Regions from separate parts of the Homo sapiens genome. Here region 2 is linked to region 1. The links are chromatin contacts, found by Hi-C or POLR2A ChIA-PET in ENCODE. All regions are on one chromosome and are shown on one strand. Each heading gives the region's core, a stretch centred on a gene start or an enhancer-like site at or near the end of the contact. The rest is flanking DNA. Distances are from core to core; before and after follow the strand shown.

The links. Hi-C counts contacts between places; a loop is a spot of excess contacts on that map. ChIA-PET counts read pairs that join two places held with the same protein, here RNA polymerase II (POLR2A). Pooled maps may share reads with other maps.
Region 2: a pooled map shows a loop between it and region 1 (2.8-fold over the local background). The contact joins two enhancer-like sites. A Hi-C loop is called at or near these places in 1 of 168 maps with a recorded cell type or tissue (HepG2), 3 of 37 single-sample maps with no recorded cell type and 5 of 50 pooled maps. POLR2A ChIA-PET finds 5 or more read pairs at or near these places in 7 of 52 experiments (B cell, HEK293T, HepG2 and 4 more).

The regions. Positions count from the first base shown.
Region 1 is chr2:43,435,264-43,441,149 of GRCh38, forward strand. All of the region lies in intron 26 of THADA (THADA armadillo repeat containing), which reads right to left. Among named protein-coding and RNA genes, the nearest start is that of THADA, 160 kb to the right of the region's middle. Within about 2 kb of position 4,193, at least 3 of the 41 ENCODE cell types and tissues checked have a DNase peak (open chromatin) inside an H3K27ac peak, as active enhancers do.
Region 2 is chr2:43,384,832-43,390,462 of GRCh38, forward strand. The region is part of intron 29 of THADA (THADA armadillo repeat containing); the gene reads right to left. Among named protein-coding and RNA genes, the nearest start is that of LINC01126, 160 kb to the left of the region's middle. Within about 2 kb of position 3,145, at least 3 of the 41 ENCODE cell types and tissues checked have a DNase peak (open chromatin) inside an H3K27ac peak, as active enhancers do.

The sequences.
Region 1 (5,886 bases), core at 2,943-5,442:
GACCAACATGGAGAAATCCCATCTCTACTAAAAGAAGAATACAAAATTAGCCAGGCATGGTGGTGCACGCCTGTAATCCCAGCTACTCAGGAGGCTGAGGCAGGAGAATCACTTGAATCTGGGAGGTGGAGGTTGAAGTGAGCCAAGACTGCACCATTGCATTCCAACCTGGGCAACAAGAGACTCCTGGAAGGAAGGGAGGAAGGAAGGGAGGGAGGGAAGGAGGGAGGGAGGGAGGGCTGAGCAAGGTGGCTCATGCCTGCAATTCCAGCACTTTGGGAGGCTGAGGCCAGCAAATTACTTGAGTTCAAGAGTTCGAGACCAACCTGGCCAACATGGTGAAATCCTGTCTGTACTAAAAATACAAAAATTAGCCAGTTGAGGTAGCATCTGCCTGTAATCCCAGCTACTTAGGAGGCTGATGCGACAGAATCGCTTGAACCTGGGAGGCAGAGGTTACAGTGAGCTGAGATCGTGTAACTGTACTCCAGCCTGGGCAAGAGTGAGAACTTGCCACCAAAAAAAAAAAAAAAAAAAGAAAGAAAAGAAAAAAGAAATGCATGAGGGTTTTTTTTTTAACCTATTTTGAAAATTTGGGATTCTGCCCTGAGCATTCCTGGCATAATGCTTCTTTCTTTCTTTCCCCTAATGACAAATCCAGGCAGCCTAGTTAGTACACCTTCCATGTGGCAGCCTGGCCAAAAGAGCCCTAGGAAATTCTAACTTAATTCTATTTAGCCACCTGGATTCTCTTAAAAGGATTAACCTAGTTCTAAATCATAAGATAATGACTACTTGCTTGAGTACACAGCTTGTTGAGTCTTCCTAAAGTGGCCCATGAGTACATAAAGGGTCTCTGTAAAATTTATAAAAATGCCTTGTTTCTCTTGTACCTGACTATTCTAGACAAAACGTCTGGTTGCAAGTAGGGAGCAACTGGAAAAAAGACAAAGTTATAAATATTGAAATGGGAGAACTGATTTTGAGGAAGTAGAGAGAATAACCTTGACACCTGGGAAGAGACTATCTCAGACCCCGGGAGGTACAATGGGAGGAAGAACATAAATGGTGTCTGTTTTTTGAAATTGCCCCAAGAGCCTTCCTCACCAAGGAAAATGCTCTGCTCTTCCCCCAAACTGTCATGAGCACATTAAATTTAACCAACTGCTGGGTCTGTGAGCCTCCCTCAGATGACCTGAAGCACAATTTGATTGCTTTCCCCTTAACCTTACTGAGAAGCCTATCAGAAACTATATGTTATGGCCTTGGCTCCAAGCACCTGTCAATATCTCTGAATGTCCTTCCCTTTTCTGTAGCCATAGCTCAATCATTTCAAGGGACAGCTGAATGCCACTCAGCTGTTGGTGTGGGCAGAACTGGATAGGTTGGAATGACTGTACTTAAGCAATCCTTCCAAAACCAAGGACTAGAATACATTCTTTGGACTAAACTAGAAACTTTAAGATTTACCAGCTGATTGTTCAATGGAGGCACTATCAACATATGCTCCTCAACTGACGTAGGGATCTCCCCAAACTGTAAACAAATGCTTTCTTTACAGGAGTACTAAGTGTGTCCTTGGGACTCTATTTCTTTTGTGAAAGCAGGCATTAACTCTTCCCCCAACCAAACACGGTGATTTGCACCTTAGGGGTGGCTGTAAGCAAATTTCAAATGTTTAAGGAAATACCACCAGTAGGTCATATAGCTCTCAGATGTCTACGAAGATCTCTCCAAAATGGGGTTATGCTTGGTTATTCACAGAAGCTTCCCAGAGATATAAGCAACTCATTATTTTTGCACACCCTGTGGTTGGTTACTCCTGCTATAAGAGTCATTCAATTAAAAACATGGTACAAAATTTATCAGCTGATTTTAACTGAGGTAATCACTGATAGCACTTCAGCCCATAAAGCCACTCAGGTTTGCTTCAATTCACAGGGCAAGTCATAACAATATAAATGAAAAATTTTCTTAGACTTCCAATCTACAGGTTAAGATAAGATAAGATAAAGTCTGTATAATCACTAATACATTCTGCTGTACCTGGCTTAATGGCTTGGACTAAATGGAAAGGTCAATACAAAAACTTCAAAAGACAGCCTTTTGAGTTTCTACCATAGACCCTGTTGGTTTCTGGGATTTGTACAAGTGATTGGATCTGAGATGCTGGGTGGCATAGTTGATGTCAATACTGAAAGCTGAGCTCATCCTGCTGCTTGGTGTCCTACTGGTAGTAACCTTAATTAAATGTTGTATGAGACAAACTGAATGGATTTGGTGCCAACTCATCACTTAGATTAATCGAAGGAGCCAACAGTGTGATGTATTCATGGGAGAATTCACTAGAATTTTCACCAGAAATGGGAGACAGATGCTGTTGAGAGACAAGATGAGTTACTGCCACTGTGCCACTATTGCAAAGTGAAGCACTGACTGCCTTTTGTTCTGGACTTTCCGGACTCTATTCAAGGATGTTTATATAATGAACAGCATTGGAAGATATAGTGTCTCCCTCTGGATAATAAAGTTTTTAAATTAAAAATAAAAATACAGGCCACAAATGGGGAGAACATTTGTATATATATATCTAAGAATTACATAATCAGTATCCAGAATATACAAAGAACTCAAGTGATCACTGAATAAAGGACAAATAATATAAAAATGGACACACCTATCAAAATGAAATTCACAGAAAATAAACATAAGTGGTCAAGAAACAGTAGAAAGGATGCTCAACTATACCAAGGGATGGCCAGGCGCGGTGGCTCACGCCTGTAATCCCAGCACTTTGGGAGGCAGAGATGGGCAGATCACGAGGTCAGGAGATCGAGACCATGCTGGCTAACACAGTGAAACCCCGTCTCTACTAAAAATTAAAAAAAATTAGCCGGGCAAGGTGGCGGGCGCCTGTAGTCCCAGCTACTCGGGAGGCTGAGGCAGGAGAATGGCGTGAACCCAGGAGGCGGAGCTTGCAGTGAGCCGAGATCGTGCCACTGCATTCCAGCCTGGGAGACAGAGCGACTCCATCTCAAAAAAAAAAAAAAAAAAACCCAAACTATGCCAAGAGACTATTTTATACCCTCAAATTGGCAAAGACTAATAAGTCTGATAATACCACGTATTGAATCTTTCAGAATACTGTTCATGGAAATGAAAATTACTACAGTTCTGAAAAATAATTTAGGATTTTCTTGAAAGTCAGAGATGTGTTTACCTAGTGACTCAAGAATGCTACTCCAAGGTAAATGGCCTAGATAAACTCTTGAAAACGGGCATCAGAAGGCTTGTACAAGCATATGCACAGCAGCCACTTGTTCATCAACAAAACATGAGTAAACTGTAGTATAGTAGTCCCCGTATGTGAGCTTTAAAGAATAATACAATAAACACTTTGGATCTACCACCTAGCTAAAGAAGTGGAACATTACAGTAGTCCCCCCCTTATCTGAGGGGATACATTTCCATACCCCTAGTGGATGCCTGAAACTGGATAGCACTGAACTGTGTATATACTATGCTTTTTCCTGTACATACGTAGCTGTGATAAAGTTTAATTTATAAATTAGGCAAAGTAAGAGATTAACAACAATAATAATAAACTTGAACAATTATAACAATATATTGTAATAAAAGTTAAATGAATGTGGTCTCTCTCTATATATATACCTTATACTGTACTCATCCTACTTCTTGTGATGATGTGAGATTTTATCATGTGAGATAAATTGCCTATGTGATAAGATAAAGTGAAGTGAATGACGTAGCATTTAAAACTTATGAACTGTCTCTTTCTGGTTTTTCCACTTAATATTTTTGAACCACTGGTGACCAGTAACGAAATCACAGAAAGCGAAACCATAGATATCCTCATCCTTGGTTTCAGTTTCCCTTGGTCAAACATGGTTCGAAAATATTAAACGGAAAATTCCAGAACTAAACAATTCATAAGTTTTAAACTGAGTGCCATTAGATATTTAGATCTATAGAGAGATCTTGAGAGAGACGGAGAGAGAGAGAGAAAGATCACACTCGTTTAACTTTTATTATAGTATATTGTTATAATTGCTCTATTTCATTATTAGTTACTGTTGTTAATCTCTTACTGTGCCTAATTTATAAATTATGAGTAGGGTGATGAAATCTCATGCTGTCCCACTCCATTCTGCCCAGGATGTGAATCAGCTCTCTATCCAGCTATCCATGTTGTATATGCCACCAGCCATTAGTCATTTAGTAGCCAACTCTTATCAGATCAACTGTCCTGGTGTCACAGGGCTTGTGTTCAAGGAACTTTTATTTTACTTAATAATGGCCCCAAAGCACAAGAGTGTGATGCTGGCATATTGTTATAGTTGTTCTATTTTATTATTAGTTATTGTTGTTAATCTCTAATTGCACCTAATATCTAAACTTCATCACAGCTATGAGTGCATAGGAAAAAATATAGTGTATATACGGTTCAGCGTATCCATGGTTCGAGGCATCCACTGGGGGTCTTGAAAAGTATCCCCCACAGATAAGGGAAGACTACTGTAATGTTCTATTTCTTAAACTAGGTGTTAGATCCAAGGTGTTTATTGCATTGTTATTCTTTAAACCTTATACATACTTTATACATATTCTTTTACCTATTTCATAAAATCGAAAGTCTTTTAAAAAAAGAAATCCTTACTCCTTTCCAAATTACAGACCCATTAAATATTTATTGAACATTTTATCCAAAATATGTTCATTTCCTTTTTTATTTATTAGATATTTTAATGGAAAAAGTAAAAATGCAAATGTTAAAAAATACACACTAGACTCCCCACAGTGCCTTTCCTCATATAGAACTGTGTAATAGCATTTCAGCTTTCCTATTTTAAAAAATTCAGTGCATACAGGTATATACTTTTAGTTTGTAGTTTTTTTCCTTACAAATAATCACATTATATACACTTTTCTGCACCTTGAGTTTTTTTTCACCTAATCTGCAAAATTATTCCATGTCAGGCACACTGATCTATTTTCTTCCATTTAATGGCTACAGAGTAATCTATTGCATGATTGACTGTAATTTACTTAATCCCTAATGACAAGCCTTTTGGTTATTGCTAGTCTCTTGCAGCTACAAATGATTATATGTACATTTCCTTGTTAATAAATTACAAACTTGGGTTTTACAGGATCACTGTTTTACACAGGGAGAAAGCAAAATCATTCCACTACAGGCCATTGTTATATTCTTGACCACCTCAGAGCAAAACTGGTCAAGAACATCAATTTCCACTGTTAATGTCCTTTCCTTGGCTTTTGATTCTGTGAAGAGAAGTCACTTAAAGGTAAATCTTTGAGTTTAGTATTGGGATCCCTGAGTATATTTGCTCATTCAGAATCTCTCATTATACAAACAGAAAGGCAATGGATATGTCTTCTTGAGGAATCAGTTATTAATTTCCAGAGAAATAAGTGGTCTGCTATTTCTTGGTTGAGTAAGAAACACACGTAATCTCACTTATGCACACCGTATGATTCTATCACTATGATCTAGAAACTGCCTAATAGATAACTGGCTCTGCTGACCATAATACCACTCTGAGAAAAGGGCAGTGGAGCTACTATTCTAGGATTAAAGTCATTCTTTTAATTGAATTAAGCTAATTGTCCCAAACAGCAAGCTATGTCATGCAGTTACCTTAGCAAATATTTACCAACTAGTTTATCTTGGAAGCTATATAAAGAAGGTACTTACTGAAAATTAAACTTCAGTGAACGTTTTAAGTAATTGTTTTGTTTTTAAGAGCAAAGTAGGTTTTTGACTACATCTTTTCAAAAGTATACTGTTAAAATTATTGTGGCCATGCCTGATGGTGCGGACTTTGAAGTATCAACTATGCATTT
Region 2 (5,631 bases), core at 1,895-4,394, 51 kb before region 1:
TAAACAAACTTAAAAAACAATTTGGAGGCCAGGTGCAGTGGCTCACGCCTGTAATTCCAGCACTTTGGGAGGCCGAAGACATGCAGATCACCTGAGGTCAGGAGTTCTAGATAAGCCGGGCTAACATGGTGAAACACCATCTCTACTAAAAATACAAAAATTAGCCAGGTGTGGTGGTGCACGCCTGTAGTCCCTGCTATTTGGGAGGTTGAGGCAGGAGAATCGCTTGAACCTGGGAGGCAGAGTTTGCAGTGAGCCAACATCTCACTACTGCTCTCTAGCCCGGGCGACAAAGTGAGACTCTGTCTCAAAAAACACAAAAAACAAAAACAAAAAAACCCACAAAAAAACAAAAAACAATTTGGTAATTGGACAAGTAAATGTCTCACATATTTGAAAAAATCAGTTATAAAGCAGGAAACTGAAACTGCATTTCAGAAACAAGTTAGATATAAAAATGACTATACATCCTGTAATCTAAGAAGAAAGGGCAAGCTGGGTGCGGTGGCTCATGCCTGTAATCCCAGCACTTTGGGAGGCCGAGGCAGGCGGATCACGAGGTCAGGAGATCGAGACCATCCTGGCTAACATGGTGAAACCCCGTCTCTACTAAAAATACAAAAAAATTAGCCGGGTGTGGTGGCGGATGCCTGCAGTCCCAGTTACTCGGAAGTCTGAGGCAGGAGAATGGCGTGAACCCGGAAGGCGGAGCTTGCCGTGAGCGGAGATCAAGCCACTGCACTCCAGCCTGGGCAACAGAGCGAGACTCCGTCTCAAAAAAAAAAAAAAAAAAAAAAAAGAAGAAGGGGCAAGCATAAAGTCTATCTGCTATAAATGGACTAAAATTTACATGTAAAACTCATCTGTCTAAAGATTTTTTTAAAGGCTTAAGAAGTTAATAAGAAAAAAGTGTCAAACAGCACATGTAAGATGTTAATTATACTGATCTCTTTGAAGATTAACAAAGGTGATAGAATTTGCTGGCACTTGTAAACTCTTCGAAATCACAACTTTTAAAAAACCTCTTAAATCCATTTGATATTAAAAAAAAAAAACTCCAAACAAATAATCTTAGACCTTTTTAGAAATATGATTCTCAGGAAGCTAATGAAAAATGTCCCCCTCACCAGAAATTTTACTTTATAAAGATTAAAAAGGCATCCCAAATAGGAAAATGACCAAGATTCTAAATACCTATTCCATATGAACATGGGCCCATCAGTAAAACATCTGATATCTGATGCCCATACATACCTCAACAACTGCTTCAGAGTGGTACCAGTTCAAGACTATAACACACAACCCACTAATTAATAAGGAAAAAAAAAGTGGAGGATGAAGCAGGAAGGCAACAATTGGCCAAAAAGGTGAACATTTGCAAGTACAAATTCATACCTCAATTAATAATCCCATTCACTTGATGTAGAAAAGGCACAAAATATGCATGCTATTGACAGTAACAAGAGAAATTCAAGTAAGATTTAACTTATGTTTTTTTTTTCAAACATATGCCTTTGTCCAAAACAGAGAGCCTTCATTTTAATATAATAGATGTAGTTTTCCTTTTTTTCCCCAAATAGACAAAGAAAAACATGTATAAGAATTATTTGACAATTTCTAAAAGCAATAATAAGGATATGCTTTTAAAGGTCTTATTTGTATGCATCATACTACTTTGAGAGTCAAGTGACAGATTTACTACTGACTTTCTAGACATTTACATATATGAGGCATGTATAATATTTAAGGTCCTTTAAAAAATAATATTAACATAATTACGGGCTGGGCACAGTGGCTCACGCCTGTAATCCTAGCACTTTAGGAGGCTGAGACGGGTAGATTACCTGAGGTTGGGGGTTCAAGACCAGCCTGGCCAACATGGTGAAACCCCATCTCTACTAAAACATACAAAAAATTAGCCAGGTGCCAGTGGCGCGTGCCTGTAATTCCAGCTACTCGGGAGGCTGAGGCAGGAGAATTTGCTTGAACCCGGGAGGCAGAGGTTGCAGTGAGCCGAGAGCATGCCACTGCACTCTCGCCTGGGCTACAGAGTGAGATTTCCTCTCAAAAAAAAAAAAAAAAAGCATAATTACTATCTCCGTCATGTATGTTCAGTACCCGTTAGATTTATCCACGAGTTTCCTTTCTGAGGTCTGAATCTGGGAATATGGACAAAGCTTTATGCTTAACTCAAAGAAAACATTTTTATGTTCTGGGTTAAGTTTTCAGTAGAACCTCTGTTTTTAGAGAAGATTCATTCACACAGCCTCTTGTCCCCCACCCAAGAGAGGATCAATGAAACAGACAGCAACTGTACCTAGCAATTCATCAGTGTTTCAAGTAAAGAAGTGAGAAAATTTTAATTATGTGTCATTTTCCGAAGCTTCCTTAGGTAAACAGAAACTAGAATGTTATGCTCTCTGACTCTGAGGAGGGCAGAATTCAGTTTCAACTATACATTATGAAAGTGGATGAGAGGCAGGTTGGAACAAGGACATGAAGCAAGCTATAAGAAGCTAGGATTTTAAAAGTGAGCTGGCTTATATGTTCATAACACTTTTCCAGTAGAAAGACAGAAAGAGAGGAAGGAAAGTGCCTCCTTAGTGACTCCAGTCTGAGTTTTGTATCCCCCTACCTTTTCATTAATGCCTATGCACAGCTCACTGTAGTATGCTGAGCCACAACTTCTGCCCGGGTCAGGAATGGTTTCTTTGGTGGTTGCTGGTATTTAAGAGCTGTATCACACCTTGTCCCACAGGATGATGGGGAAAATCCATAGGTACCATGGAACAAAGGTTCTCAACTAGGGGCAATTTTGCCCCCGCCTCCGCCCCCTGCCTCCCTAGGGGACATAGGGAAATGTCTAGAGACATTTTTGGTTGTTGTTGTCACAAATGAAGGAGGGGTGCTACCAAACACACCACATTGCACAACGCACACACCCACAACAAAGAATGTCAAGAGTGCCGAGGCTGAGAAGCCCTGCCACAAAAGCAAAGGGTGAAGTGGGTAGCAATACAGAGAAATGCAAGAATGTCATGAACAACAATATGGTCTAAAATAGGAAAAGAGTTTTATTACTTATTTAAACTTTCCTTTAAGCCTGTGTGTCAATTTTACTTCAGGCATCTGGGGTGGCTGCCAAATTGGCTATACTCAACCACAGTGCTTTTAAATGGTCAGCTGTGTCCTTAGTAACTCAAATACGTTGGGTGCCATAAATATATCTAAGAGCTATAGCACAAGTACATAAACGTGCAATCTCAAATATGCTATCCCAATAAAAACAAAGGTCTTACTTTTGGCCTATTCCATTTGCATATACTAAAAACAAATAACAACAAATAATACTATTTTTATTGGTTGGGAACCACCAAACAAATCCCTTCACATTATGGGACCACATACCATCAGATATTTTACAGGGATTCTAGGAAATGACAAAAGCCTGACAGTGTACCCACGGTGAGATGTTTTGTTGTGTTGCATAATTTTTAAAGTATATTCAGAATTATCGTCAGTCATATGAAGTCTCAGACAGTAAGAGTGGAATGGCTCGCAGGGGATGGAAAGCATATCTTCCAAGATGAAAAAAAAACTTGGAATGTGCTAGATTAATCTATCTAGGAGGATCCTGTATCTCCTTTCACTTTATGAACTTCAAATTTCTCCCTTCCCATGATAAAAGAGTCCTTTGTCTCAGACAGTGTGAGACACTGATTCCTCAAGTTTCCAGTGGGATCTGAGGGAGAGGATGTAATTCAAAACAAAACAGGTGCAAGGAATAACAACCTGATAGGCAAGAACTCTGCCCTTAAAAATTTGAGCTAATCTCAGCTCTTATAATCTTTAACATGATCTACAGGAAGGCAGAGAACACAGTGACTGACCGGAGGAACCTCTCTGTGAAATATGATAACACATAAAGTCAAAATTGCTGAAAATGGACTTATTTGTCTCATGCACTCACACATCAATAGGAATCCTCATGTTTTACAGTATTATTTCAATGTACAACATTAATTTTTTTAAACACATTTTTCTTTAGCTCAAGGTCTTTTACTCACCATCTACACCAGTGATTCTTACATTTTTAATCATAACCCCCTCACCCCCCGCCCGTAGCAGTGGTGGTGGCAGTAGCAGCAAGTATTAATAATAGCAACTAACATTTACTGAGCATTTACTATATACCAGAGACCTTGCTACCCACTTCCCGCATATTAACTCATTTAATCTTCGCAGCCACCCTATGAGGTCATTTTATTTTCCCATTTACAGAAGAAGTGGAGGCACAGAAATTAAGTAACTCACCCAAAATAACACAGCTAGTAAGCAGCAGAGCTAGGATCCAGAGGGAGACAAGCTGGCTCCAGAGTCCACTCTTACCTACTACCTGAAAGGACCTTTCTGAGCACATGCTCCCAGCTTTTGTGTACTTATTAACTTAGAAATTATATATTATTCTATTAATACATTATGTACATTACATATCAAATGTAAAATAATAGCTAAAAGCCAGGTACACCTGTAGTCCCATCTACTCTGGAGGCTGAGGCAGGGGGACCACTTGAGCCTAGGAGCTCAAGGCCAGCCTATGCACCATAGCGATACCCTAGTCTCTAACAATAACCATAATAATAATAAAACAGGATGCGATAAAAGAAATAACACACTAACGTATTCTTCCACATATATTATTGTCTTGCAAACCCCACTTTGAAGGCTACAGGCCTACAGAGCCCAAACTGCTTGGCCCGGCATTTGTGGTCTCTCACATGCTGACCTGCACCCACCCTGCCATTCACACATCCTCTCTCCTTGACACAACAGGCTGGTTTACTCACTGCCTCCTGCAAACACTTTCTGATGCCCTCCTCCATGCCTGGGCTCATACCATGTCCCTTGCCTCAAAAACAGAAAGCTAGTTTCAAGGTTTATCCCAAGGCCCAATGTTCCCCTGAAGCCTTCTCTCATGTCTCCAGTCCATCCTGGTCTTGCCTCTCAGATGTGTGATCTCGGCCACATGCTTGGTGCACATAACATGTAGCCACGTATTTCTGTGTAATTGTCTGCAGTGTCAATGGTTTATTTTCCAGGTAGCTCATAAGCTTCTTGAGAGCAGAGAATATGCTATAAATTTTCTTTGTATCCTCCACAGTACCTGACATAGTATGTACTTAACTTCTCAATAAATATTTGCTAAGCAGAAGAATAAACATTCTCCACATTTACTCTACATCTCTAAGGCCCAGGTCCAGAGGGTTAAGGTAAAGGTCATACCAGAAAGCAGAGGAAGTAATATGATGGATACTTTGCTCTTTGCCTAAGCTCATCAGAACCATGACAGACTGACGGTATTCACGGTGATTCCAGAAGAAAAGGGTTTCAGAGTCCCCAGCAGTCCTGGCATCTATAGTATGACCACCTCGCTTTAGGGAGCTCTTAAGTTTCTAAAGTAATGGCATCCTTCCTGGCCTTGTTTATCCACTACTGCCCACTCTGTTGGCACTTTCCTATGGGTAAAGATAGTCTCAAACATGCAGTTGGTATACCTGCTTACAAATGTCTGCAGCCAGCACAGTTTCAGAAGAAAATATGTCTACCCTTTACCTTTATTCAAAAAATAAG